Linked DNA regions of Mus musculus: regions 1, 2, 3, 4, 5 and 6 are each linked to region 7. A link is a loop called in an ENCODE intact Hi-C map of the cell type or tissue named here. Cell type or tissue: heart. All regions are shown on one strand.

Evidence for each region. A loop is a pair of places that touch in the nucleus more often than their neighbours do. Peaks named below come from ENCODE experiments on the same cell type or tissue, not always from the same donor. Only the 100,000 strongest peaks of a DNase experiment are listed, where the experiment ranks them.
Region 1: a loop joins it to region 7, with 1.9 times the contacts of the local background. A loop is called at or near these places in 2 of 42 quality-filtered maps.
Region 2: it touches region 7 in a loop (4-fold over the local background); 16 of 42 quality-filtered maps call a loop at or near these places.
Region 3: a loop joins it to region 7, with 5 times the contacts of the local background. A loop is called at or near these places in 2 of 42 quality-filtered maps.
Region 4: it touches region 7 in a loop (2.1-fold over the local background); 2 of 42 quality-filtered maps call a loop at or near these places.
Region 5: a loop joins it to region 7, with 3 times the contacts of the local background. A loop is called at or near these places in 6 of 42 quality-filtered maps.
Region 6: a loop joins it to region 7, with 2.8 times the contacts of the local background. A loop is called at or near these places in 4 of 42 quality-filtered maps.

Annotation. Positions count from the first base shown.
Region 1 is chrX:101,416,688-101,420,687 of GRCm38, reverse strand. Zmym3 (zinc finger, MYM-type 3) reads left to right here and starts at 466. Exons shown (of 25, transcript NM_019831.3): 1 at 466-542; 2 at 1,736-2,415; 3 at 3,358-3,401; 4 at 3,707-3,779. The coding sequence starts at 1,749. In heart, a CTCF peak has its summit at 1,576; DNase peaks (open chromatin) are centred at 797 and 1,607; H3K4me3 peaks cover 2,518 bases; H3K27ac peaks cover 2,203 bases.
Region 2 is chrX:101,129,353-101,133,352 of GRCm38, reverse strand. It overlaps a transcript of Snx12 not described here. Among named protein-coding and RNA genes, the nearest start is that of Gm24061, 10 kb to the left of the region's middle. In heart, CTCF peaks have their summits at 955 (motif pointing left) and 2,168 (motif pointing left); no DNase peak of the experiment used is centred here.
Region 3 is chrX:101,638,451-101,642,450 of GRCm38, reverse strand. It overlaps Ogt (O-linked N-acetylglucosamine (GlcNAc) transferase (UDP-N-acetylglucosamine:polypeptide-N-acetylglucosaminyl transferase)), which reads right to left and starts at 2,400. Exons shown (of 22, transcript NM_139144.4): 1 at 2,129-2,400. The coding sequence starts at 2,165. In heart, no CTCF peak of the experiment used is centred here; DNase peaks (open chromatin) are centred at 1,440 and 2,470; H3K4me3 peaks cover 3,505 bases; H3K27ac peaks cover 2,971 bases; H3K27me3 peaks cover 1,266 bases.
Region 4 is chrX:101,425,667-101,429,666 of GRCm38, reverse strand. It overlaps Nono (non-POU-domain-containing, octamer binding protein), which reads right to left and starts at 16. Exons shown (of 12, transcript NM_023144.2): 1 at 1-16. In heart, CTCF peaks have their summits at 316 and 1,710 (motif pointing left); a DNase peak (open chromatin) is centred at 96; H3K4me3 peaks cover 1,020 bases; H3K27ac peaks cover 1,190 bases.
Region 5 is chrX:101,220,998-101,224,997 of GRCm38, reverse strand. Snx12 (sorting nexin 12) reads left to right here and starts at 2,435. Exons shown (of 5, transcript NM_018875.2): 1 at 2,435-2,736. The coding sequence starts at 2,572. In heart, no CTCF peak of the experiment used is centred here; a DNase peak (open chromatin) is centred at 2,367; H3K4me3 peaks cover 1,952 bases; H3K27ac peaks cover 1,641 bases.
Region 6 is chrX:101,327,671-101,331,670 of GRCm38, reverse strand. No RefSeq gene overlaps it. Among named protein-coding and RNA genes, the nearest start is that of Gm31385, 8.4 kb to the left of the region's middle. In heart, a CTCF peak has its summit at 1,799 (motif pointing right); no DNase peak of the experiment used is centred here; H3K27ac peaks cover 542 bases.
Region 7 is chrX:101,272,515-101,276,514 of GRCm38, reverse strand. Med12 (mediator complex subunit 12) reads right to left here and starts at 2,424. Exons shown (of 45, transcript NM_021521.2): 1 at 2,156-2,424; 2 at 1,515-1,619; 3 at 1,152-1,343; 4 at 864-1,023; 5 at 234-415; 6 at 1-73. The coding sequence starts at 2,254. In heart, no CTCF peak of the experiment used is centred here; a DNase peak (open chromatin) is centred at 2,394; H3K4me3 peaks cover 1,876 bases; H3K27ac peaks cover 1,896 bases.

The DNA.
Region 1 (4,000 bases), 140 kb before region 7:
AGTGCAATGATCCCAGAACTTAACCGAAGGCCATGGAGGGAGACGGGGGTGTAGCCTTGCAGAACCTGCTTTGGGGGGGGGGGTCACCAGGCAGTAACCGTTACTGCATAGGCGTTGTCACTAAGCCAGAACCATTTAACTGGCAAGGGTAAGCTTAAGACACCCCATAACTACGACTCTTAGACAGGTTGGAAGTGGGGGCTGAGGTTGCAGACAAGGGGAGGAGGGGCACTTGAGGGTTGGGTCTTTGCCTCCCCCATTCTCCGCTGTCACTACCCCAACAGTCGCCCGGGGGGCCGGGCCCCGGAGAGGTGGGGATGGGGGAGGGTAATCTTGGCAGGCGTCTGCTGCATGGCGTAGGTAGGGAGTGCTGAGGGGGGACGCTGGGGGGAACACGAGTGGGAAGCGGAGAGCCACGGGGAGGGGGAGGGGACCGGGAACCATTTGAATGAGAGGAGGGGATCACGGGTAGAGTGGGCTCTGGAGATAGGGCGGGCACGGGTGTGACGGGGCCAGGCTCTTGAGCCAGGTAAGGAAAGCAGGTGCGTAGATGTGGGGTTTTTCTTCCTTTTTTTGTGTATTTAGTGTACTAGGCCCTTCGGTGGAGAGGGGGCGCCGCCTTCCCCGGGGGCGGGCTCCAAAGCTCCAGAGGCTATCTTTTCCTCAACTAACGGGGCCCCGGGCGGGGGCTCACGCTCCATCCCCAGTGACGGCACTCCACTCCGCAATTTCCAGGCGGCCACTGGGCTGGGAGTCTCGCGCCGGGGGCCGGCGCTGTCTCGCGAGCCCCCTCCTCCAGCCAGCCAATGGGATTGGTCGCTGGCACCGCCCGCCTGCCTGGTGCAGAGCGCTCAGCGCTGCAAGCGGCGCTGCCATTTAAAGGGGCCGCGACCCCTGTCCCGGCTGCTAGGGAGGGAGGTGGAGAAGGAGCGCGGGGCCGTTGCTGTCTGCAGTTCTAGGCTTGTAGCGGTTACTCTAACCCTGCCTCAGGTAGGGGTCGGGTCTGTTCAAGCCGAACCGAACCTGCAGGCGGGATCTCGCAGTAGCCGGGAGGGGGGTTTGAGCAGGAATCGTAGCTCCAAAATGTCTTCCTGTAAATGCCTGAGGTGGGGGGTGGGCAACAGGAGAAGGGAAGGACTAGGGGTGCAGTAGGAAAGGGGGGACGGGGCTGAGGAAGTGGTCCACCCTGAAAGGTAACCGAGTGGGGGGGAGACGGTTAGGAAGAGCAGTTTGTGGGGGCGGGGAAGGGCTGAGAGAGGACGGGCTCCGCGGGGAGGGGCGCTGGGGCTGGAGAGGATGGGGAGAGACTGGAGACCTGGGGGGCTTTTGGGGGGGAGTGAGAAGGGACCAGGGGCTGAGGTCGCCGGAGCGGGAAAGGTTTCTGGCTGCGGCAGGCACGGGAAAATGTGAGGGGGCGTTGAGTCTGAGGTGGGGGGTGTGTGAGAGGTAGGGAGGAAGGAGCTACGAGTCTCCGTGGGGGGTGTCGGGCGGGTTAGAGACCAACTGCCTGGCGAGTGTGGGCACGGGGCCAGGGCAGGGAACGCCACTCCCCACAGAGGGCGCTGTATTGGGGGGGGAGTGGACATTGAGCCTGAAGCCTGTGGAAATGCCTATCGGCTGTGGGGGGCGGCTGCTAATGAGAAATCCAAGTGGATGACGGACGGGGTGTGTCCCACAGCCGACATAAGAAATTCAGGCTAAGACCACCTCTACTGCCCCCTCTTCCGATCTGCAGCCCATACCCAGCCATGGACCCCAGTGATTTCCCCAGTCCATTTGACCCATTGACCCTGCCAGAGAAGCCCCTGGCTGGAGACCTTCCAGTAGACATGGAATTTGGAGAGGATCTGCTGGAATCTCAGACTGCCCCAAGTCGAGGATGGGCTCCCCCAGGTCCGTCTCCATCCTCTGGAGCCCTGGACCTGCTTGATACCCCTTCTGGCCTGGAGAAGGACCCTGGAGGAGTTCTGGATGGAGCCACTGAGCTACTGGGGCTGGGGGGGCTACTCTATAAAGCCCCTTCTCCCCCAGAGGTGGACCATGGTCCTGAGGGAACCCTTGCATGGGATTCGGGGGAGCAGACCCTAGAGCCTGGACCAGGGTGTCAAACCCCTGAGGTGATGCCACCTGATCCAGGGGCTGGGGCTAGTCCCCCTTCACCTGAGGGGCTACTAGAACCTTTGGCTCCAGATTCTCCAATAATCCTGGAGTCTCCTCATATTGAAGAGGAGATACCCCCCTTAGCTACAAGGAGAAGGGGCTCCCCTGGGCAGGAGGAGGAGCATACCCAAGGGCAGCCACAGAGCCCCAATGCACCCCCTAGCCCTTCAGTGGGAGAGACTCTGGGGGATGGCATCAACAGTTCTCAGAGCAAACCTGGGGTATGTACCCCTACTGCACATCCTTCGTTGCCAGGTAGGTCACCTAACCGTTTGGAGGGGCCTGGGGAAAGAAAGGGTGGTGGTCAGGAGGGCTGGCTCTGTGCTTTGAGAAGTGGAGGAGGAGGGGACAGGAGGCTGGGAAGATTAGAGCAGGGCTCTGTGTGCTGAAGGAGGAGTGGGGTGTGGTGAAGATTGTGGAAAACAGGGGTGGGAGGCATGGAGGGGCTGCGCAGGATAAATGGGGTAGTGTGAGGGAATGGATTGGATGGCAGAGGTTCCCTTTCTCATAGCCCCAATGGGTTTCCAGTACCAGGGTCCTTCCTTCAGGGTTTGAAGGAAAATAGCAGGCTTCTAGGCTCTATGATTTTTCCAGCTGTTTGATTCTAAATAGGAGTGGAGTTTCTGGGATTGATGGATGGTAACTCCTCTCTGAAGCCCCCTAACAGCATACCGATTTCAGGGTAATGGTAGAGAGGCAGGATCTAGGATTGCATCTCTGATAGGGGAGGGGCGATCTAGACTTGAAGCTCTAGTTTCTCCCTGAATCTACCTAGTGCTATATCTCCTCTAGCCTGTGATAAGGGTCTTCAGATAGGTAAACTGATATATCTTATATCTCACCAAAGTCCAGAGGGACCTACCCATACATTGATGGGCTTTCCCCTTCTTGCTCCTTTTAAGTGGTTACATTTGTTTTTGTTGGTAAAATATAAATTCTTCATGCACAGTGGGACAGAAATGATTGGAGGGGTAAGAGAATACGTTTTATCTCATGGAGAATAGCTGCACACATACCCTCCCCATTTTCACCATAGTACCAAGTCTGAGGTAACCCTGAAAGGGTTAGAAGCCACAGGCACTCAAGTTTTCCCATTCAGTTTGGAGTAAATTGTTCCCCAGGAATGGAGGTGGGGGCCGGCCCTGGACGGCCCTGGACAGGCTCAAGACTTAGGCTACCTTCTTGCTTCCTTTGCAGGAGATGGCCTGACTGGGAAGGAGATTGAGAAGCCGCCTGAGAGGGTGAGGGGGGAGGGGATTGGAAAGAGTCTAGTTCCCCCTATAGCTCTAAGAAGGAGAGAACCCTCATTTTCCTCCCAGATGTTGGGGGGGTGCTGTCAGAGTCAGAGAAGGGAGGAACTCCCGTGTTTACTGATTCTTAGAATGAAGTCCAGCTCCCCATTTTCACCTTCTCTTTAGGGCTGGGCCAAGGGTCCCAAGTCTCTCACCTCACCTTCCATCTCCTGTCCCCACCCCAAACCTCGAACTCCAGTTAGCCTGCCACTAGTGTCAGCTTTCCCCCCCAACCCCCCGCCCCTCTTTCCAAGGTACAGAAGAGAAGCGAGCGCGTTAGAAGAGCAGAACCTCCAAAGCCTGAGGTTGTGGACTCCACTGAGAGCAGTAAGTAGGATTGGAGGAAGCGGGACCTGGGAATTCCAGGTGCACAGAAGAGCTTGAAGGTGGGATTAGGACAGGGCATGGGTCTTCTGGCCCCTGTAGTTCCTCTCTGCAGAAAGAGAAGTGCCTGTCTCTGCTGTGGGTTGGCATGGGAACCAAATGGTAGTGGGGGAAAATTGAAAAGAAGAACAGTAAGAATAGTAAGTTTCAACTATACTGTCCCT
Region 2 (4,000 bases), 140 kb after region 7:
TTTTAAAGATTTATTTATTTATTATATGAAAGTACACTGTAGTTGTCTTCAGATACACCAGAAGAGAGCATCAGATCTCATTACGGGTGGTTGTGAGCCACCATGTGGTTGCTGGGATTTGAACTTTGGACCTTTGGAAGAGCAGTCGGGTGCTCTTACCCACTGAGCCATCTCACCAGCCCCCTTATCTTCTCTTTTATATCTTGAGTTCATTTGCTCTTTCTGCCTTAGAACTCATTTCTTTTTTTTTTTCCATTTTTTATTAGGTATTTAGCTCATTTGCATTTCCAATGCTATACCAAAAGTCCCCCATACCCCCCCCCCACTCCCCTACCCACCCACTCCCCCTTTTTGGCCCTGGCGTTCCCCTGTACTGGGGCATATAAAGTTTGCAAGTCCAATGGGCCTCTCTTTGCAGTGATGGCCGACTAGGCCATCTTTTGATACATATGCAGCTAGAGACAAGAGCTCCGGGGTACTGCTTAGTTCTAGTCTCTCTTATTTTCGATTCTTTCCTGGACCTCATTACCCTGTGCTTTAGTTGTTCAGACCCTGACTTCTTCTGCATCTTCTCTCCTTTTCTTTGTCTACTTTGAACTTGCGTTGAGATGGCAGGCTATAATGTTCATGGCTCATAAGCATGTGCTTCCGCTTTGCTGTCAATTGTCATTGCGAATCGTCCTCACTGGCTTCTAGTAAAAGCTATTGCTCATTTGCACGTGACTTTATGAATTTATGCTTATGTATTTTGATCTTTTGAGACAGGATTTTCTTATGCAGCCCAGGCTTGCCTCGGTCTGCTGAGTGCCAGAATTAGAGGCTCCTGCCATTGCATCTTTTTTTGAAAAAGAAAAGAAAAGAAAACAAAAAACAAAAAAAAACGGTTAGAAGGGTGGAGGCTAGGATCCCAGTAGGTTTTCCATTTTCGTGGCTTCTAGCTCCCTCTTCTGTTGCTTTTGTGTAATTCCCCAAAATGTGACTTCCTTTCTCAGAGACCTGGATCTAGCTCTCCTGTCCCATGGTCCTTTTTGCTTTTTACTGTATTGCTGAATCTGGATTCTGTTTCTGGCAGTGTCTTTTGCTTCTGGCTGATTAGTGTGGAGAGCTTGTGGGGCCCACACTGCTGCGGACACGGAGTTTTGGGGGACACTTAGGTCTCACCCCTCCGTACCAGCCACTTTGCTTTGTCACCTGCTCATTGCTTCCTTTCACACAGGGCTCATTTCACAACTGCTTTACAGCTGTTGGTAGTCTGCACCCGTCCACATATTTGGATTTAAGAATCTTCTTGCCTAGCTTTGTGACACTTATTGTCCATGGGCTTGGGGGTTTTCTCTAGCAGACTTAAGGTTTTGGTTCTTACATGTTTCAGATAGGGTTCTCTTTATGGAACCCAGGCTAGCCTCAAACTCCTGATGCTTCTGTCTCTGTCTCTGGAGTGCTGCGGTTACAGGTGTGCACCACTGTGCCTAACTTGTTTTCTGTTTTTATTAAGCTACTCAGGAGTGAGAATATTTTTTTAAAATTATGCCACCACCACAACCTGTCCAGAACCTTCCTATCAATTAATTTTAATTGAACTATTATAAGTTTTGCACACATTTAAAGCCATGTGTAGTAGCTCATGCTTATAATCCTAGCAGTTGTGAGTTAGAGGCAGGAGGATCAGAAGTTTGTTATCTTCAGTTACACCGTGAGTTTAAGGCGATCCTAGGCTACATGATATCAAAAAACAAAACAAAACAAAAAACCAAAAAAAAAAAAAAACTAAAAACAAAACTTCTCCCCCAAACCAAACCCCTGCACATTATAGCACATAATTGCAATCTCAACACTTAGTAGTGGGAAGCTGGAGGGTCAGAAGTTAAAGGTCATTCTCAGCTACATAGCAAGTTCTAGGCCAGTCTGGGCTGCATAGCAAGAACCCATCTTAAAAAAAAAATAAAGTAGAACCGGACCTGGTGGGACTTTAATTCCAGTAGTCAGGAGGCAGAGGCAGGTGGATCTTTGTGAGTTCAAATCTATTCTCGTTCAGTAGCAAGTTCCAGCCTCTTGCTCCCCCGACAAAAAAGTAGGAGCTGGAAACCAGGCTCATTTCTGAAGAGATGGCTGTGTAACCCATTTCTATGTAACTCAGTTCTAGGGAACCAGACGGCCCTCTCCTGGTCATTGTGAGTACTGCAAGTACGTAGCACACCCTCATACATGCAGGCAAAATATCACTGAAAAAGAAGAAATTTCACTTTATATTTTAGACACGTCTGTATAGTTTTTATTTTCTGATGTTTCAGGAATTATTCTTGCAACCAGTCTCCCTCTTGCTCTCACGTTCATTTCATCTTCATTTTGTTATTTGAGAATTTCATACATGTCTACCGTCTGTTGTGACCAAATCCACCCTCCAGTTCTCCCAGCTCCTCTCTACCAGGTCCTGAGCCCATATACCGTTCATATGATCTGAAACCATATCCTTGAAAAAAACTTGATTCTCCCTACCCCAGCAGCCATCAGCTACCAATAGCTCCTCAGCTAGGGGTGAGGCCTTATAAATCCCCTGTCTAGCCATGCTGGAATTTTGATTGGCTTGCTGTCATAGCCACAGTGAGTTGCATGTATGCAACCAGCCTGCTATGTCCAGAAAACACTATTTCATGGCATGTCTCTAACTCTTACAGTCTTTCTGACCTGCCTTCTGTTTTGTATGTTTGTTTGTTTTTCAAGACAAGGTTTCTTGGAACAGTACTGGTCGTCCCCTGAACTGGCTCTGTAGACCAGGCTGGCCTTGAACCCATTGAGATCCTCCTGCCTCTGCCTCCTGAGTGCTAGGAATGAAGGCGTGTGCAGCCACCACCTTGCTCCGGCTTCTGCTTTGATCCCTGAACTTTGGTGGTGGTGGTATAGGTGTGATGGCACTGTCTCTCATTAGGACTGAGCACTTTGCAGCCTCTAGTTCTCTGCAGCATGACCAATTGTGGACCTGTCTTAAGCACCATCTACTGCAAAAACTAATCTGGAGGAAAGGGAGATATTGTTTGTCTGCTTTGGGTTTTTTTGGGGGGGTGGGGGTTGGGTTTTTTTGTTGTTGTTGTTGTTCGTTTTTCGAGACAGTGTTTCTCTGTGTAGCCATGGCTGTCTTGGAACTCAGTCTGTAGACCAGGCTGGCATCAAACTTGGAGACATCCACCTGTCTCTGCCTCTCAGGTGCTGGGATTAAAGGCTTCTTTCTGCTTGTTTGCTTCTTTTTAACCGAAGCTTTGGATTGCCTTTTGTAGATGAATCATCAATGTTTTCTGGAGATGTGTGTGTGTGTGTGTGTGTGTGTGTGTGCGTGCTCTTTTTTTGCTGCTCTAAGAGCTCAGTCTTAGGCCTTGTATATGTTTCTCATGTTCTCCTCAGCATATCCATTGGTTGATATGTATTTCACTCCTTTTTCTTCATCTGTTTTTGAGAGGGGGTTTCACTGGACTGTGGGCTGGCCAGAAACTCACTATGTAGCCAAGGCAGTCTTCTTCCCTCCGTCTCCTGAGGGCTGTGCTTGTGAGCCTGAACCGCCCGCCATTCCTGACTCCAATGTATTTAATTCTTAGGCTGCATTCTTTCTGGTTGCTTTCCAAGCCCGCCTCACAGCTGTCACCATGAAATTTTGTTTTTCTCACTGGAAATATGAGTTAAGTCTGCATTTTTTAATTCCCTGGATATTTTCCTTTCTGGTATTTACCCTGGTTTTGTAAGAGTACATCTTTAAGTTACATACTCGGAAAGAATAGATGTTCCTTGTATCTTTAAGTTTTAGAAAATAATCTTTCATACTCAACTTGATTTATAATTTGGTTGGATTTTAAATTCGAGGTTCAAGTTGTAGTACTGTCACCAAGAAATTTTCAGTTCCCATTTTAAATTAGTTTTTATTAATAAGTTTTGTTCTTTGATAATTTCCCATATATATATGTATATATATATATTGCATTCTAGTCACTTGTTCCCGCCTTCTTCCCATCTC
Region 3 (4,000 bases), 370 kb before region 7:
AGAAACCGGCTGAAAGCCAAAGAGTTACTTTTAAAGCAAGCAGCTGATAAACAAGATGACTTAGCAGTCAAGGGCTAAAGCATTTCATAATGGGTTCGCCAAACATTTTAAACAAAAAACCCAAACGTTGTTCCTCTTCTGGAGAGGACTCAGGAGCCCAAATTAGCTAAATCCCACCCACGCTGCCTTACATTTTCTGCTGTGTTCATGGCTCTCACAGAAGTACTAAGACATTAAAAACAACCCTATTCAATAACCAGGCAACAATCTACAATTGGAAAAGCTTTTAAATGCTGCAATAATATAAAACACGGGATAAAATATAATAAATAACAAAAAATGCTTTTGTTCTGAAGGACTTGATTTAGTTAACATAATAAAAGCCAAAATCCAGGTGCTCGCCTAAGGCTCGGCTGTAAACATTTATCTCCACAATAATTCATTATTAGGAATTCAAGGATAACACTCTAGAGATTAGAATGGGAAACCACAGACCTGGTACTTAATTTTAACCAAGGTCATGGGGACAAGCTCAAATTTGAGCCAGGCTTTCCCATACCAGAGCAATTTCTGCACAGCTAACCACAAAAACAAAGACCAAAAATATTTGTGTCCAAATCTGAGGTTGGAGCTAGAAGATCAACTAGAAAATTACATGTTAGACAAGAACGTAGCACTTTCTAGCTCCTAAATTTAGCACATTACCTATCACTTTCCAAAGTCACATATCTGCTCTTTTAATACTGGAAATGACCATTTCTTCAAATAAAGTTAACAGTCAGAAAAGAGCAAGTTCTTACAAAAACCTACGACAGAATCTTACATTTTTGAAAATCATGATGGGGAAACAGAAAGGTGGAAATCTTGATCCCATTCCCATCTATTAAGGATGAGATACTATTTTAGAGTCATCTATTTATCTCACAATATTCAAAATCGTCAACTAAAACCTAGACACTGAGAAACAATAACCTCTCGGGAACCTTAGAGCTGCAGCCTGGTTCCCCATCCCCTCCCGCCCCAAACAGCCTCAATCTGGAAAGGCAGTTGAAGGACACTCCTACAATTTGGTTGTTTTCTTATTTTCTGTAGCAAAGGCTTGGAGATGCATCGTTGAAAAGAGGCAACCGCTTTGCACTTGTGCAGCTACACTCCAGTTGCTTTACAAACTCTTCAAGCAAGGATGGAAACTTAAAAAAGAAATAATAATGCACACCCTATGGATAAAGAGATACTGGGCTAAAGAATGGGGATGAAAACCCAGAGGCCATGGCGGAGGAATACATAGAGAAAGTAACACAAAGAAAGAGAATTAGGAGGGCGGGCAGGGTGGTCGCCGCCAAGCAACACACCGAGGTGGTTTCTTCCCTGAGGATAAGAAACGACTGTCGGGCTGGCACGTTCGCAGAGGAAGGGTGTGGTTGCAACAAGCAGGGAGGGCTGACCAGGGTAGGAAACTCCGTACTGGGGCAGCGGGTGCAATTGGGTGATGGCTAAGAGAACCCCTGGAAATTTCCAACCTAAATCGGGGCCGCTCAACCCAAGAACACAAGGCGCTGCCCCGGCGGGGTGCGGGCTCAAGTAGCTCTTCTTGGTGCTACTTGGAAGCACACCGAGGAGCCTTCGCTAGTCATGCCTGATGCAAAGTGAGGCTAGGATTACACCGAAATAGCATCCCCGCCCTAGCCTGGCAAAGGAGGACCAAATGTGGCTAAGGGAAAGGGGCTTTGGGGAGGAGGTGGAAGCGCACGGGAGGGAGCGACGGGCTGAAATTGAGGGAGAAAACAGTTGCGACGGGAGACAGAAATTGCAGAGATTCCAATGCAGCCCATTCCAAGACACACTAAGCGCGCACGTGTGCTATAGATTCGTCCCGAGAGAGAAGGCTACAACACTGATGGGATAAAGCAACAACGAAAAAGCCCCCAAAGCAAGCAAAATGCAAGCAAGCAACTAGAGAATGTTTACGAACGGACGGCAGCACCAAACCCGATCAGATAGCAGTAGAACTCGAGAGCTCAGTAATGCCACTGATGTAATGGGGATGGTCAGAGGGAAGTAATGAAAGATACAAGACGGCGCCAGACCCCAAAGGGACGTCTGCCAGAGTAGAATGGGACACTAGTACCTGTACTGTCGGCCACGTTGCCCACGGAAGACGCCATCTGGAGCTTCTTGAGATAGAACAAGGGGTAATTGACTTCTACTGCCGCCACTACTGACAAGAATGGTTCTAGAAGTAGCAGAAAAAAGGCAGCAGCCGTATCAGTGTTTTGAAGGGCTCAGGGGGCGGCACAGAATACTGAACTCGAATCTTAGGAACTCTTGGTAGACATCTACCTCTCACTGTCTTGAAATGGCGGCGAGGGCTCCTCGACCGAAACAACACAAGCCGGAACTACTTTCTGTTATAATCAAGTACCCCGCGGAGGTAGCGCGTAACAAGACTACCGACCAAGTGACTGTAATCAAAGTCATTTGCTCTTACGTAACCTTCCGCCCAAGGTCCATTGCGACAAACATGACTGTAGAGAGCGCATGCGACAACCCTGTCTAGGCAACTCCGGGTTAAGGGCTCCCTATGGGGCAAGAGCCAGCAAGTTTTTAAGAGCAAGGCGGAAGGGCAAAAAACGCCCGTCGATTACTTTTTTTTTTTTTTTTTTTTTTTTTTTTTTTGGCAAGCGCTAAAGTACGAGTCTACTACCTGGTCAGTGATGTCGATGTTAGAATGTCAGAGCGTCTAGAAAAGTTTAATTAACTCCATTCAACAGAAAAGGGTAGTTTACACGACCAACGTGTTAGTTCTAAGCAAGTAAACGCGAATATTTGCGTTTCAGAGACGGGGCTGTTCAAAACAATGGGGGAGCCGGTTCGATTTGAATGCTTTTTGATTCAGACTCCACCCATGAATTTAAGTACTTTGATGAGAAAAACGGACAGTCTCCCTGAGCTGAGTGAACCCAAATGTGTTCGATTTGAACCATATAACCCTAAAATTCAAAATCGTTTGTGAGATTCGGGATGGTAACAGGGTAAATGCTAGGAGTTTGCATGTCAAAAGCAACCACAGAAATGTTAAAGAGGATGCCTTTTTCCTCAAAATTCCTGATCCTGAATTGTGACCTTGTTTCGTCAGAATCATTAAGGACTGCAAATGCCTTGGAGCTTAAGGCAATTCAACAAAGCAAACTGTGTTCCTTTGCCTTCTTCCTAAACCACACAACTACAATGAATTTCCAATTGCCTTCCTTTGACAAAACAGCTCTTTGGATCCTCTTACGGTTTCAAGCCCAGTGTTTGGACATTTTTGTCACATTGTTATTAATTTATATTTCCTGCCTTGTTCCTTGACAGTTTTAAGACACGTCACTAAGTGATTATTACAAGCCACTGGGGACTACAGTTAGCTCTCTTAGAGTCTTTCCGTTTCAAAACTCTTTGATCTAGGAAAAATTAGTGAGCTTGTGTAAAAATGTTTGCTGTCTAGCTCCTTGGTGAAATAAAAAACAAATCCTCAAAGGCTGTTTCAGTTTCTTGAGATTGCCAAACAACCTATGAACTTTGGATTATGAGTGCAGAAAAAGTTGATAATATTGTTCATTTCTTCTGCCCCACAGAACCACAACATGTAGTAAAAAAGAAAGCTTGCCATTCAAACTCTCCTGGATATTGATTGGCCTTATCTTTTCATTTGATACACCTGGCAAGCCCCAAACCCACCAAGTGATCCACCTTTGTTGAAAGAACTCAGCTTTTCCTCATTAAGAAAGGCAACTCAGATTCTACTAGCAGATGTTTAGGCCTTCTTGATTAGTGCGTGATAGTTAATTAAGTAAAAAGTCGTTAAATGTCAGGTCATGCTCCCAGTCGGACAGCTATTTGACTCATAGAAAACTGATCTGGGGTTCCCTCATCTGAAAGGAGTCTCACGCTGCTATGAAAAAATTGGATTGTGAGGCTCATGTAGCTCAGGAAGGAAAACTCCTTCAAGGAATTGGTC
Region 4 (4,000 bases), 150 kb before region 7:
GAGCTCGGTACCTCCCGAGGGGGGGGGGGGTCAATTTTGGATTCCCGATTGGCTATGTGAACTGCCAGTCAAAGTTTATCTCCCGAGAAAGTCTCATTAGTCCGCCATTTCTTAACGTTTATTGGCTACCGACTGTCAAAGCCTTGGGTTCGTGTGAACGACAGATGGGGACAAAGAGCGAGGCTTCGTAGCTTATGCGCATGCACTAGAGGCGCCGAGCACAAGACGGAAAAGGAAGGGGGAGGGGGAGCCAGCAGTGGAAGGTAGGGGGTCGGAAGGAGAGGCTCACCCGGCCCTACGGAAGGACTGAAAACCTAGCGGTGGGAGGAGGAGAGAAGAGAACTTGTGCGAGAGGAAGATCGGAGCGAAAAGGGGGGAAAATGTGCACGTAGGCGTGTGCTGAGAATTTATGCACTGCGCCTGTGCAAAATTAAGACTAACAATGTCATTGTATTCTATGTGGTAGAGCTAGCCGTTTGCTACTGAAAAAAAAAAATGTGCCCCGCCATGTTTCTTTTTTTCCACACTTCCTCAAAGCGTCTACCCTGACACCCTATACAGTTTTAGTTTCCTTTCTCAGTGCTGGGTATGTTTGGGAAGTGTAACTGAAATGGACATGATTGTAGAAACAGGCAGGAGGGCAAACGATTTTGACACTTTAAGCTCAGTGATTACCCAGAACTGTGACTAGCACCATTTCCATAGTAACCAGAGAACCCGATAGGCCAAACAGACTAAGGTTCCCATCGCAGAGAGACTCAACAGGTTGGTCGGCGGTGCCTGAACCAGTATGTTGGAGGTCTTCACATCAGACCTACTCTTTATCCCATAGGAGGCCTATCAGGTAATAATAACCTTCGTTATTCCATAATGCCTAGCTCTCCCAGGCGGTTAACCAAGGATTACAAGGTTCAATAGATAGGCACCAGTAGTTAATCCTCAGTAATTAATTCATACTCCTGATGGCAGATTATCTCAATAGGCATTACCTATACCTTGTATGGGGATACAATGATATGGAACTGTGCTGTCTAATAAGCCTCTTACAATGTTGGGAAGGTTCTGTGGCACCATTCAATACAGTAGTAGAGACTAGCTATATTCTACCCAATCCACCCCGTTTGCGTGTGCGTGTGCATCAACATATGGCTACAACTTACTATAGTGGGTATATTTATCCCAATGGTTCCCAAATTCTTTGAGATAAGATAGCACATTATTATGAAAAAAGAAAATGGGGGGGATCAAGATCAGATAATGCCCTTCAGTATGAAGTTTCAGCCCTACTACTGATCTCCTATATCCACTATCCAATTATGACAGCTGTTTACTACGTATGACTGTCACAATCAAACAGAAATGATTAAGCCTTTAACTTCTGTACTCAGGAGGCTGAAAAAGGAGCCTCCTTGCCCAGAAGGCCACCCTGGACTACACAGTGAGTAGCAAGGTATCCAGTACCTAAGACTCTGTCTCAACACAAAACAATAACAACAAAATTACACATACATGTATATGTATACATGATTTAAAAGGTGAATACTTTCTAAACCATGACCCTTTCTGTTTTCAAAAAAGATTTAATGGGGACTGGAGAGATGGCTCAGCAGTAAAGAGTGCTGACTGTTCTTCCAGAGGACTAGGGTACCTACCCCAGCTCCCATTGGTGGCTGGCTGGGACTCCAGTTTCCAGGAGATCTGACGCCCTCTTCTGGCTTCTGATGGTAATACATGCATGTAGTCCACAGACACATGGACTGTTTTAATTATTTTATGTGTGTATTTTGTCTGCATGTATGTAAGTGCATGTAGTGCCTAAGGAGGACAGAAGACAATGGTGGATCCCTAGAACTGGAGTTACAGATAGCCACCATGCAAGTTTGGGAATCCAACCTAGGTCCAGTGCTCTTAACCTCTGAGCTATCCCTGAAGCCCCAGCTGTGACTTTTTGTATGCAATGATTTTCTTGGAAAAAATAGTAACACGGGGCCTGGAAAGATGGCTTAGGAGTTAAGAGCACGTACTGCTTTTGCAGAGGAGCTGCTTACATTCCTAGCAGACACATGGCAGTTCACAACTATTTGTAACTAGTTTCAGGGCATCTAACACCTCTTCTGACCTCTTCAGGCTCCTGCAGGCTTGCGATCCACAACATACATATATTCAGGCATAACCCAGTTGTGGTGTATGTCTTTAATCCCAACACTTGGGAGGCAGAGGTAGACAGTCTCTCAGTTTGAGGCCAGCCTAGTCTCAGAGTGAGTTCCAGAACAGTCAGGACCTACAGAGAAACTCTGCCTTAAAAAACAAACCAACCAGACTAGACCACCAACCAAGGAGTATACCTAAAGGGATCTTTGGCTCCAGATACATATGTAGCAGAGGATGGGAGGCCCTTGATCCCAGGGAGATTTGATATCCCAGAGTATGGGGATGCTGGAGTGGTGTGGCAGGGAGAGTGTGGGTGGGTAGGGGAGGACCCTCATAAAAGGGAGGGGGAAGGCAGATGTGGGATGGTGGGTTGGTGGAGAAGGTAACCAGGAAGTTGGATACCATTTGAGATGTAAACTAATGGAATGATTAATAATAATAAAAGAAAAAACAAACAACCTCAGATACATGCTTAAGTATGCACACACATGCTTCAATAAAATAAACATTAAAAAAAAACTTTAGCAATGGTGAATGCCTCTAATCCTAGTACTTGGGAAGCAGAAGTAGGCAGATCTCTGAGTTCAAGGCCAGCCTGGCCTACAGATGGAGTTCTAGAACAGCCAGGACTATACTGAGAATCCCTATCTCAAAACAGACAAACAAAACTAGCAAAGTTGGGAGGCTGAGGGGGCTGGAGAGATGGCTCAGTGCTTAAGAGCACTGACTGTACTTCCAGAGGTCCTGAGTTCAAATCCCAACAACCCACATGGTGGCTCACAACCATCTGTAATGAGATCTGACACCCTCTTCTGGTAGCTGTCTGAAGACAGCTACAGTGTACTTAGATATAATAATAGATAAATCTTTTAAAAAAACCTGCAAAAAATAGTTGGGAGGCTGAGGAAGGAGGCTCTTCAGTTTGAGGCTAGATTTGGATACATAATGAAACTATTGTTTTGTTTTTTAAAGCTGGGCTTGGTGGCTCCTGTTTTTAATCTCAGCATTCACTCAGGAGTCAGAGGCAGGAGGATCTCTGTGAGTTTGAGGCCAGCCTGGTCTAAATAGTGAATTTCAGGCCAGCCATAGTGAGACTGTCTCAAAACAATAATAAAAGAAGACAAAATATCAGGGCCAATAAGATAACTTAGCAAATAAAGGTACTTGCCACTGCCCTGACAATTGAATTCAATCCCTGAGACCCACATGTTGAAATGTGCTGTGGCATTGCATACCCACAAATATACACATATATATACATACACATACATACACATAAATATATTAGAAAATTCTTTCTTTTTTTTAAATTAGGTATTTTCCTCATTTACATTTCCAATGCTATACCAAAAGTCCCCCATACCCTCCCCCCACTCCCCTCCTCACCCACTCCCACTTTTTGGCCCTGGCGTTCCCCTGTACTGGGACATATAAAGTTTGCAAGTCCAATGGGCCTCTCTTTCCAGTGATGGCCGACTAGGCCATCTTTTGATACATATGCAGCTAGGGTCAAGAGCTCTGGGGTACCGGTTAGTTCATAATGTTGTTCCACCTATAGGGTTGCAGATCCCTTTAGCTCCTTGGGTATTTTCTCTAGCTCCTCCATTGGGGGCCCTGTGATCCATCCAATAGCTGACTGTGAGCATCCACTTATGTGTTTGCTAGGCCCCGGCATAGTCTCTATATCAGGGTCCCATCAGCAAAATCTTGCTAGTGTATGCAATGGTGTCAGCGTTTGGAGGCTGATTATGGGATGGATCCCTGGATATGGCAGTCTCTAGATGGTCCATCCTTTTGTCTCAGCTCCAAACTTTGTCTCTGTAACTCCTTCCAAGGGTGTTTTGTTCCC
Region 5 (4,000 bases), 52 kb after region 7:
GCTTTGCCTGCAAGTATGGATGGGTACCACATGTGTGCCTGGTGCACAAGAAGGTGAGAAGAAGGCAGTGCATCTCCTGGAACTGGAGTTATGGATGGTTATTAACCACTATGTGAGTTTTGGGAATCAAACCCAGGTTCTCTGCAAGAAAAATCAGTGCTCTTAACTGCTGAGCTATATATAGCTCCAGCCCACATCCCTTTATACCTTCCCATGTGTTAAATATGTCCACCTCTAGGAAGTCTTCCCCCAATTTTTTGAAACATATACCGTTTTGTTTTGTTTTGTTTTGTTGAAACAGGGTCCCATTATAGCCTGGGCTGCTTTCCAACATGCTGTGTAGCACAGGGTGGTATTAAACTCCCAAAGCCCTTAGATCCATCTCCCAATGGCTGGGAGCACAGGCATGCATTATCATGTCCAGCTCAGTAACCTAGTGTGTATATGCTACTTTGTTTATATTTGTCACATTTGTTTTGTTTGCTTGTCTTTACTTATAAAGTTAACTCTTGGGCAGTGGTGGTGCACATCTTTAATCCCAGCATTTGGGAGGCAGAGGCTGGTACAGCTCTGAGTTTGAGGCCAGCCTGGATTACAGAGTAAGATCCAGGACAGCCAGGCCTGCATAGAGAAACACTGTCTATATATATATATATATATATATATATATATATATATATATTTTAAAAAGTTAGCTTATTGGCAGCAGGAACTTTCATAACTCTAGGTCTTTTAGTATTTAGCACAGTGCTTGGCATGGAAGTAGTTTGTTGATATCAGTTATATTAAATTAAATTAATTATTATAAGCCCTTGTGCTTTGTTGAAAGACTCCAGTCTTCAGTAATATGAGGTTATTTTTGTAGGAGAGGAGGTTAGGTGATGGGAGGAGGAAAGAGGACCTAAAATTGCCACCTGTTTACCCCTTAATACGGGACATGCAGAGCTGGAGAGATGGCTCAGTGCTTAGGAGCACTGGCTGTCTTGCAGAAGACCCAGCTTCAAGTCCCAGCACCCAAAGTGGTTCACACAACCATCTGTAACTCCAGTTCCAGAGGATCTGACATCCTCTTTTGGCCTCCTAAGGCACTTCATGCACTTGGTGCATGGACACACCCGCAGGCAAAATATGCAGACACATCAAAAATACTTATTTAAAAGTTAAAATGATAATAAATAATTTACAAAATGAAGGGATATATATAAATTAGTTTTAAAAAATGTATGTTTAGCCGGGCGTGGTGACGCACACCTTTAATCCCAGCACTCGGGAGGCAGAGGCAGGTGGATTTCTGAGTTCAAGGCCAACCTGGTCTACAGAGTGAGTTCCAGGACAGCCAGGGCTACACAGAGAAACCCTGTCTTGAACTCCCCCCCCCCAAAATGTATGTTTAAGGACTACAGATATAGCTGATTTTGTAGAGCCTGGATTTGATCCATAGCACTGCACAAAACAGCATTTGGGAGAGACAGGCCGAAGGGTCCGATTTCAAGGTCATTCTCTGCTATAAAGCAAGTTTGAAAGCAGCCTGGGGTTCATGAGACAGTGTCTCAAAACTACATAAGAACCACAAAAATTCCTAGCTGGCCATGGTGACACTGAAACCCAGAGGGCTTGGCAGGAGCACTGCCACAAGTTCAAGGGAAGCCTGGACAGTTAGGATAAATGTAAGACTTTGTCTTAGTATGTACATAACATGTGCAAATACATTTTACACGTATGTAAATATGTTCTTCTGTAGATGTTCTCATGCAGACACATACTTTCATGAGAGGTTGCAAACAAGCTCACAGCATAGCCAAGTGCGGGTTCTGCAGCATATAGACAGAAGTTATGAAGTAAAGATCCTGAAATTTGTTAAGAAATGAATATGCCTGGAATTAGTTGTTATGTAGCAACATGTGGGGCATGAAGATACACCCACTATTCCTGAAAAGTGAGAACATGAAATCTTTATTGTTTACGCAATTCGTGTTTACTGATTCCCGGGCACCACAATGTATTGCTTACACTTGCGTGTAGCTTGAATTGAAACTATCAGTGGCACAAGTAGTAAGCCTGCAGTCTACGTTTTTTCTATTATTGTTGGAACCCCACCTTCCAGAAACCATTCTATTTTCAGGGAAAATCCGGACTTAAGGACCTGGGGTTTCGGCCTATCACCTTAGGATAATAGCTTGTGGGGCAGTGCCCACTGCTTGATTGATGCACGGGGTGAGCCAATTTCTTGGGTTGAGGGACACAGATTGGAGGAGCATGCGTGTGGTGCTTCTCAAACTACTGGGGCAGTGAGTATTGGAGATGCAGGTTCCGGGGCTGCTACCAGTACCACCCGGAAGTCTGAATGACGCTTGCATTATAGAGTACCAGCCCTAGTCTGCATGGCAACTATTCAGAGTGAAGGGCCCGAGGCTCGGGCGGTGTGTGCGTGCGCGCATGCGTGCGCGCGTGCGCGCCGCCGTCGTCTGGGGGTTGGCTGGTTATTTTGCAAGCGGGAGGGGCTGTGCGCGCTCTTGCCTCAGGCCTCTGTCCCCCACCCCCTTCGCCGGTACCGGGCTCTTCTTCGGAAAGATGTCGGACACCGCAGTGGCTGACACTAGGCGCCTTAACTCGAAGCCCCAAGACCTGACCGACGCTTACGGGCCGCCCAGTAACTTCCTGGAGATAGACATCTTTAATCCACAGACGGTGGGCGTGGGCCGCGCGCGCTTCACCACCTATGAGGTTCGCATGCGGGTGAGTCACGGGGTGAGGGAGACAGCTGAGGGAGGACGGAGCAGGAGGGGAGGGGGCATGGGGACGACTAACGGCGGGCCGCCTTGGAGGGGTCATGTGAGGGTTAGGGCTTGGAAGGTTTGGAGAGGAGGCTGCAGACTCAGCTGTGGCCCGAGGGTACAGAAAAGTCCAGAGGGGACTTGGGGCGGGGATGAAGGAAAACAAGTACTTACAAGGAAGAAGTGAGGCATGGCTGGACAGGGTGTGGACGATGGACAAAGATTAGTGAGGAATCCAAGTAGACTAGAACATGATTGACAGGACGGGAGGGGAGGATGGAAGAAGGCTGGGGGATGGAAAGCCAAGGCGATGTATCGCTGGGTTCTATAACTAAACTAGGTTATGGGAAGCCATTCTAAAGGGGGGAGGGCAGGAGGGCTCAGCTTCTTCCTAATAAGATCTCTCTGGGATGATGGAGTTAAGCAAAACCTTTAGTTCAAGGCAAGAGTGAGTGAAGGAAAGGGAGACAGTGGGCTTATGGGAGCAGTAGAAAAGCAATTTGCAGACAGAATGCTTTGCTGACTTGTGTAAGATTGACATCTGCAAGAGAGAACTGTTTTATGCTTAAGTTTCTTAGGTACCACAATGTCATGTCTCACGTGAAACCCGGCCCTGCACCGGGATTGGGGATTGTCAGCTGCTGCTCCCATCCTCTGCTAAGCCTTTAGATGTGAAGTATCCACAATGGTGACTTCAGGTTTTATTGGCGTTCACTTAGGGTTTATGGGAAAGGCAGCATTTGCCTTGTCTTCCCCTAATCTGTAGTTACTTTAATACATGACATTTCAGAAGGGCTCCAGGAATGGCTTCTTCTAGTCTGCACCCCAGGGGACTTTATTCTCTTACTCCACAGTGCTTAGTCCACAGTGCAAGATATAGTACATGGTTCACAGGTATTTTTTTTTTTTTTGCCCAGTTGAAATGGTACAGATTAAAAAAATTTAAGAACCATTTTTTCTTTTTTACTTGTGTTTTCTTCTCAGGTTAGAGATGCAGGATATTCTTTTCGAACAGTATCTCTTTTGAATAGCTTTGAAGATCTATGAGTCATATGAAGTTCTCATTTTTTTAAAAAGATGAATTGAATTAAGAATGTTTGTTCTACCTGTGCCTGACAATCTTATGGAGCAATGGCACCCTCTCAATTGAGAGGGGGCAGAAAGCCATCACAGCATGAAGCACAACTGTTTTTATGGAGGCTAGACTATTTGAAATGTTCTCTTTG
Region 6 (4,000 bases), 55 kb before region 7:
TGCCAAGCTTGGTAGCCCATACCTTTAATCTCGGCACTCAGGAAGCTGAGGCAGGAGGATCTTGGTGAGTTTGAGGCTAGTCTGGTCCACATATTTCCAGGAAACCCTGGGCAATATGGAGATACCCTATCTCAAAAGGGAAGGGGGGGTCTTTTTGAGCTGCGCCTGCGTACGCCTTTAATCCCAGTACTGAGGGGTGGGGGCAGAAGCAGGTGGATCTCTTGAGTTCCAAGCCAGCATGGTCTACAGAGGGTTCTAGGACAGCTAGGGCTACACAGAGAAAGCCTGTCTTGAAAAACCAAAAGAAACATTTTTTGAGACATGGTTTTCTTTATTGCACAGCTCTCAATGTCCTGGAATTCACTTTGTAAACCAGGTTGGCCTCTCACAGAGAGCAGCCTGTCTCAGCCTCCTGAGTGATGGGATTTAAGGTATGTGCCACCACACCAGGCTTGAAAAGTATCTTAACTGAAAGATAAAAAGGGACTTGTCCACATCTTGGCGAGTATGGTTAAAGGGCCTTTACTCATGGACCCCCGTTTTGTGGGAACCAGGGAAGAGTTGGAGCCTATGCAAATAAAAAAGCAGCTTTCTAGGAATCAAAACACCGTAAAGATGGCTCTCTCTCTCTCTCTTTTTTGTTCTTTCTGCTATTTTCATTTCCCTCTGCAATTATGTACCCTCTCCATCAATAATCTCATCAATATCTGCAGTCCTTAACCTGTGGGTCTTGACCCCTTTGTGGGATCAAACAGCCATTTCACAGAGGTTGCCTAAGACCATCAGAAAACGCAGATATTTACATTACAATTCAGTAGCAAAATTACAGCTATGAAATAGTAACAAAAATAAGTCTGTGGTTGAGGGTCACCATAATATGAGGAACTGCATTAAAGAGTTGCAGCTTTTGGAAGGTTGAGAACTGCCTTCTTTAGTTTAGAGTATAAACTGAGAGCTGTTCCAGAATTTATAAACAAACAGAAGAGCCTTCAAGTCTAAGCCTGGGATGGGTTATGACAGAAACAAGGTTGAAGAATCCCTAGGATTGGAGACTGTGGTGGAAAGAGTACCATCTTCCTTAACTCAGTCTTGCAATGCTCAACTCGGTCATTGCCATTCAAGCTATTACTCCTGTGTGTTCTCTATTATCACACTGTGAGGATTCACCAGAACAGTCAGTGGCTTTTGTTTTAAATTTGAGACAGGATCTTTCTTTGTTATCCAAGCTGGTCTTGAGTTTGTGATCTTCCTGCCTCAGCCTCTTGGGTATCCGGGACTGCAGTTGGGCTCTAATTTCTCCAGGTTTAGTTTCACAACACATTGTGGAATGGACTTTTCTGGAACATCTGCTTATCTCTCAGCCTTTTAGTGGGGCTACAGGAATCCTAAGTATAACTCTAGGCCATTTAGGAGGAAAACATCACTTAAGCCTGAGTTCATGGAAAAGCAGACTCTTTTGCTCACTGTAAAGGTTACGGGCAATTTCCTGGGTCTGGCTTAGAGATTTACAGACACTCAAGTCATCATATGAGAGAGTGCATAAGTGGAGAGTTTGAAGAGGGTGTGGCAAACCCAATCCTGTAGTGCTCCAGAAAAAGATACATTCCCAGAGGCACTCTGGAGAAATGGAAATCCTGACAACATAGAAAAGAGCATCTGCGACACTCAAAGCAGTACTTGCCCTCGCTCTTTCTTTTGCTTTCCACATATCCCAAACAGCATCTGTCTTGGCGACCCATTAGGGAACAAAGCTAGGCTGAGTGCTGGAAAGGCAGGAAAGGGGCCTGCTCTATCCTATCTTGGACACCAGGTGGCAGTAGATCCCAACAGTAGTTCTGAAAAAGCCATTTGGAAAATGGACCTTGAGAGCCCTTGAACTATTTTCCTACGCCTTGCTCCCTACATGGAACTGGAGAATAAGAAGCCTTTTCAGGTGTGATGGACAATCATCCTTCAGGGAGCCACTTCCAGCTGAAGCTTCATCTCTCACCCATCTCTGTGTCCAACTGTTGGAACGCTGATCAGGCTCCCTGAAATACAGTCATAGTCCCTGCTCCTTCCAGAAACGTGTTTCTCAGCTGCAGATAAAGAAGGCTTGGAGAACCAGGCAGCATACACGAGCTGCTCTGAGGCCCCTGACACATATACAGCTGAGAACTGCCTGGTTTGGCCTCAGTCAGAAAGGATGTGACTAACCCTTGAGAGACTTGAGGCCCCAGGGAGTGGAGAGGCCTGGAGGGGCGGGCGGGTGGGGGTGGGGGTGGGGGTGCTGGGGAGGGGACGACATTCTCTTAGAGGGGTGGGGGAGATGGGACGAGGAACTGTGGGAGGGCAGACAGGGAGTCCGGTAACAATTGGAGTGTGAAAAAATTAAAAATAAATAAAATTTAAAAGGCAGTTATTTCTCATTCAAAGTCAAAGCAGATTTATTTTTTAAGCAAAAAGAAGGAGGGTGGAGATTGTAGCTCAACAGTTAGGAGCATTGAGTGCTCTTCCAGAAGACCTGGGCTCCATTCCCAACAACCACATGGTCTGTAACTCCAGTTCCACCACACAGGAAAGTGATGTACACATATGGAGACACAAATAAAATAGTAATTAAAAATATTTCTTAAAAAGAACAAAGGTGTTCTTTTAGTTGTGTTTATAGATGCCTTCACCCCCTAGAAGAGTGTTTTTTTTTTCCTTCAAGGAAGTCAGTCAGAGAAACTCACACATGAGAACTAGGTTCTCAAACTAGCTTCTGCTCAGATTCTGCCTTCCCATCTAGTGAAATGCAGAAGGCTCGCATCGTGGGCATGCTGAGAGCGGCACAGTCTAAAATCACTGGGATGTGACTGACCCACTCCACTGCCCCTTCCTGTCAGGCATAACTGCTCCCAGCGCTGTGGTCACATTTCTGACTCCTACAGTTCTATGCCTGGAACCATTTTTTTTTGGGGGGGTGGGCTGTCCCTGAGTCTAATGGACTCTCCACACATTTTTTTTGGGGGGGGAGGGGTTCTTTCTTGTTTTGATTTTTGTTTGTTCTAAGACATGTAGCCCAGACTGGGCTTGAACTCAGGATTCTCCAGTCTTTACTTCCTGAGCTCTGGGATTACAGGTATGTGTCACAACACCTAGGTGGACCCTCCCTCCCTGTTCTTAGTGACTGTGACACGAATGCCCTGTGTCTTGTTCTTGTACTTTATGATTTCATGAGTGAATCTGCTCGACAAAATCATGCATGAGCAAGGGCAAGGACCAGGTCTTTTTTTTTTTTTTTTTAATATGAAAACAGTTGGGCCCTGGTATCCTCAGAATCAGCAGAACAAAGTGTTATATTTGCATAGTGCTTACACTTTACCAAGCACATCCACATACATTCTCATTTAAGTCTCATGACAGCCCTGTGAGGTAGGTCTTATCTTCTCTAGTTTACAGATGAGCAAACAGACAGGTTAAGCAACTTGTCCAGGGTTAGACAACTGGGAGGAGGCAGAGGTGGAACTGAAGGCAGGTTTTCTAACCCCCTTTCTAGTTCTTCCAACTGTCTGTCTACATTCTTGTCTGGAAACTCCTTCCTAGAGTCTGAAACCATGAGGGCTCATCCAGAGAGCCCCCATTTCCAAAGAGTGCTTCAGTGAAATCCTATTTTGATTTAAAATGATCGATGTGCATATGAAGGGGAAGATATGGGGTAAAGCAGGCAAGAATGTGCATTTATAACTAGTCAGCCTGGACAAGTAGTCAATGGATCATCAAATTATCTAATTTGGGGATGGGGGTAGCATCTTATCTCACTGTGTAACCCATGCTGACCTTGAACTCAAGACTTTCCTGCCTCAGCCTCCCAAGTACTAGGTTTAGAAGCATGAGCCACCATGTGCTGGTTGTGCCGATAATTTTGTTTATTTTTTTTTAAACTTTTTTTTTTAAAGATTTATTTATTTATTATATGTAAGTACACTGTAGTTGTCTTCAGACACACCAGAAGAGGGAGTCAGATCTCATTACGGAT
Region 7 (4,000 bases):
CTTCTCCAGGGCGTATTTTCTCAAAACACTCAAGCACCCAAGTCAGGAACTCATGTCTGTCCAGCATTCCATCCTATGGATAGCAGGGAACTATTAGAGGTAAGGCAGATAAAGTAAATGGAAGAATGAAGAGAGCTATACCAGGGGCAAGGTAAAAGGCAAATTCCATTCTATTCCAACAGGACAGGATAAGGTGCAACTCAATGCCATGTACAACATGCCCTTGCTCCTACCTGAAACATGAACAAGGCGAGCTTCTCATTGTAATCCCACTGCCTGATGGCCATCTCTACATCATGGGGCAAAGGCCCTATAGTAGAACCACAGCCTCCACTTCCTGCAGGCCCTGGCCGATAGTACTCAGCCATCTTCTGTAGCTGCTCCCACAAGTACTTTGTGATGATTTGAGTCCATTCTAAAGAAAATACGGAAAGGGAACTATATGATACTATTCTTAAGCTTAGAATACTCTATCCCCTGCCTCCACCCACAATCACCAGAGTTCCAAGCTCTATTCATCCTCTTAGCCTGTAGACAAATGCCACCTCCTTAAAGCAATCATTACATCCACTGAAGTCTCAAAGAACCTTCTGTCTACTCTTTTGATGTTTACCACTTTCTATATTTAATTATGCTACATATGCCTTAGCATCTCCACTAAGATCTAAAGAGCAGAAATTATATGCTGGTCATCTTTACAGCCCAGTACCTGAACACAGCAGATACTCAAATTACTCCATGCTTACCAATTTCGTGCACATAAGATTCATGCAGAAGCAAGGAATAGACTAGGAAGATTTATTCTAAGGCTCCATCACTCCTTGAAGCCATCAGTGGTATACCAGGTGTACAGAGTTACTTACCAGTGAAGGGGTCAGCAGTATTTTTCTTCTTAACCTTAGTCTCAGACATTGCTGCATAGTAGGCACAAGTCATCTTAATGAGCCAGGCAGCCCGCATCACAGGCACCGTGTATTTGGCCAAATACCCAAATACTTCTTCCTTTTTACTGAAAATGGGGACCTGGATGGGCATCACAAACAGCAATGTCTCTAATTACTCCAGGGAGCTGACACCACATAGCTACATCTTAGAATATAGGTAGACACATTCCCCACCTTGACCTTAAGAACAGGAAAAGAGTACTTCACCTTTTTGGCTAGGTGTGTGAGTGGTTTGGTGCCAGCCAGGTCAGTGAACCAGGTGTTAATAGCACTCTGAGATCTTGCAGTCACCAGCCAGAAGTTGTCCTTCTGGTTCATTAGGGACTTCCTGCGACCAGTGTCAGAGAGAGTATTACACCTTAACTTCTCTGCGATGATGCTGCTGAAGTTGGAACTGATCTAAAGGGGGAAAAGTAGACCTCAGGGTAGGAAGACTGTGAAAATGCCAATGTGCTAGCACTGAGTTATAAACTCTGCCACCTAGGTTGTCCCTTTCAGTTTGCCCAACCCGGAGCTTTTGCTCCTCAGATTCTTCCAGCCTTTTCCTTCAGCCTGGCAGGGTTGTCTCACCTTGGCAGGATTGAAGTTGACGTTCTTGGCACTGCCATGTTCGTCCCCAGAGACAGCAGGCTGGTTATTGAAACCTTGTTTTACATTCAAAGCCGTCAGTTCATCCTGAGGCAGAAAAACAGCATTTTTAGCTCACCCTCATTCACCTTATAGAAGAGGTTGTAAGAGAGGGCAGAGGAAAAGGTAACAAGGGAGCCAGGGAGGAGGAGGAGGAGGAGGAGGAGGAGGATTCTGACTAGAAGAGGTTGTTATTTAAAGCCCAGCCCTTATGTTCATTTGGACCCCACCCTCACCCCCACAGTCAATGAGACTCCCACATCCCCCAGAGCGACCTCAACATCACTCTTCCCTTACCGGCACCTCACCAAGCTGGCCCTAACAACTTTCTGAGGTTTGTGTGTGAGCGCCCGAGTGAGTGTGGAGGGGGGCACCTCTGGCATGGCTCCTGAACCCACGAGCTCCTCAACCGGAACTGCTGGCAGACCCTACTCTCCAGCAGGGCACCAGTCCACTCTACTCTTCCCCCTGTTGGGACTTTTTCTCTCACCTAACCTCATCCCCCCTTGCCCTCAACTGTCAGTGTCTCTTCCCTCACGAAACACCTGCCCGGACCCCGCGGGAACCGGGAATTGTGAACGCACCTCCTTCTGTTTGGGATCTTGAGGGTACACATCGGGAGGCCCCAGCCGCAGCCGCTTCAGGGGTCGGTGTTCATAGCTCAAGATCCCGAAAGCCGCCATCTTGCCCAGCCCGTACCGCCTGAGGCGCCTGCAGGGCCAGGCGAGGTGGGGAGGGAAGGGGCGGAGGGCCGAGGACGGGAGGGAGCACGGGGACAGCGAGCCGGGCGGCGGTAGAGAGGACCGAGGCCGAGAGAAGGGGGGTGGCGGAGGCGGGGCACGTTAGAAACTCTCGATTACTGCCGGAAACTGCCGAGGGACGCTGGGTACCGTCGGACAATACTGACTGCAGAGTGGGTGGGGCCTCGCCGGCGCGGGGCGGAGCCCCACAGCCCGGGAGCTTTGGGCCCTAGGAGGGAAAGTCAATTTCACACACTAGAAATCCACCGGCGTGGCCGGGGCTGGAGGCGCAGACCTGGAATAGGGAAGGCAGCCGCGGCGCTGAGCTCTCTCGCTGGAACTGGCTTCCCGTGGCCTCGCTCAGTTCTTGGCCTAAAATAAGTGCTCGGGAATTTTTAGTTTAGTTAATAACTGCGTCTTTTACTGATCACTTCGTTTCTTGGTTCTCACATCTGGATAATGGGCATGCTAAACTTCCTTCAAAGGACAGTTGTAAAGATTAGAAACTACTATTGTTTTAAGAAAGCACCTCTGATCTGATACAAAAGATCCGGTCTAGCCAGGCGCAGGCCTTTAACCCCTGCAGAGGCAGAGACAGACGGATCTCTGTGAAGTGCTTGCCTTACACAAAAAGAAAGCAACTGTAAAACTGAAGTGCTTATAATCTCTCCAGGTGGTTACAGGCCCTCTGCACCACAACCCCCTAACCCTTTGTTGTTGTTGTTAACCCTTAACCTGGCGGTGCACACCTTTAGTCCCAGCAGAAGAAAGCAGATCTCTGTGAATTCAAGGCCAGCCTGGTTTACACAATGACTTCCAGAACAGCCAAGTCCATGTATGAACTGTGTAACCCTGTCTCAACAACAACAACAACAAAACCAAAGAAACAAACAAAAAGTAGCCAGATTGATGGCAAACACCTTTAGTCCTAGCAACTAGAGAGGCAGGAGCAGGAGTATCTGAGTTCAAGGCCAGCCTGGTCTACACACTGAGCTCCAGAACAGCCAGAATTACATAGCGCCCTTGTCTCAAAAGAAAAAAAACCACAGGGTTTGGGGATTTACCTCAATGGTAGAGCACTTGCCTAGCAAATACAAGACCCTGGGTACCCGTCCTCAGCTCTGGAAGGAAAAAAACAAACCAAAAAAAAAAAAAAATGCCAACGTGTCATCAGAGTCAGATGTGGTGGGGCAAGCAGGTCATCCAGAGCAACAGTGACTGACACATACCCTGTCTCAAAAAGAAATCCATTGACACTTACATTATGTGTGTCACACACCTGTAATTCCCACAGCTCGGGAGATTGGCAAAAGGATAACAAGTTACTTCCAGCCCAAATTACATAGACACACACACACACATACACACACCTCTTTTCTGAGACAAGGTCATCTCATCATGTAATCGCAGGTGGCCTAAAACTTTCCATATAGCCCACGCTGGCCTAGAACTCACAGAAAGCTCAGTGAGCCATCTGCCTCCTAAAGCTTCCAGGCCGGATCAAAAGGAAAAGGGAGGAGGAGCAGGAGGAGGAAGAAACAGGAATCTTCACAGAATAGTAGTTATACAAATTGTCAGATATTTTCTATCATGAAGCTTTGTATATCTGAACTCCAACTTATGAACCTTCACAATAGGGCCAGGCAGAAGGCAGAAGATGCTTGCTTGCCATTGTACCTGATTACCAGG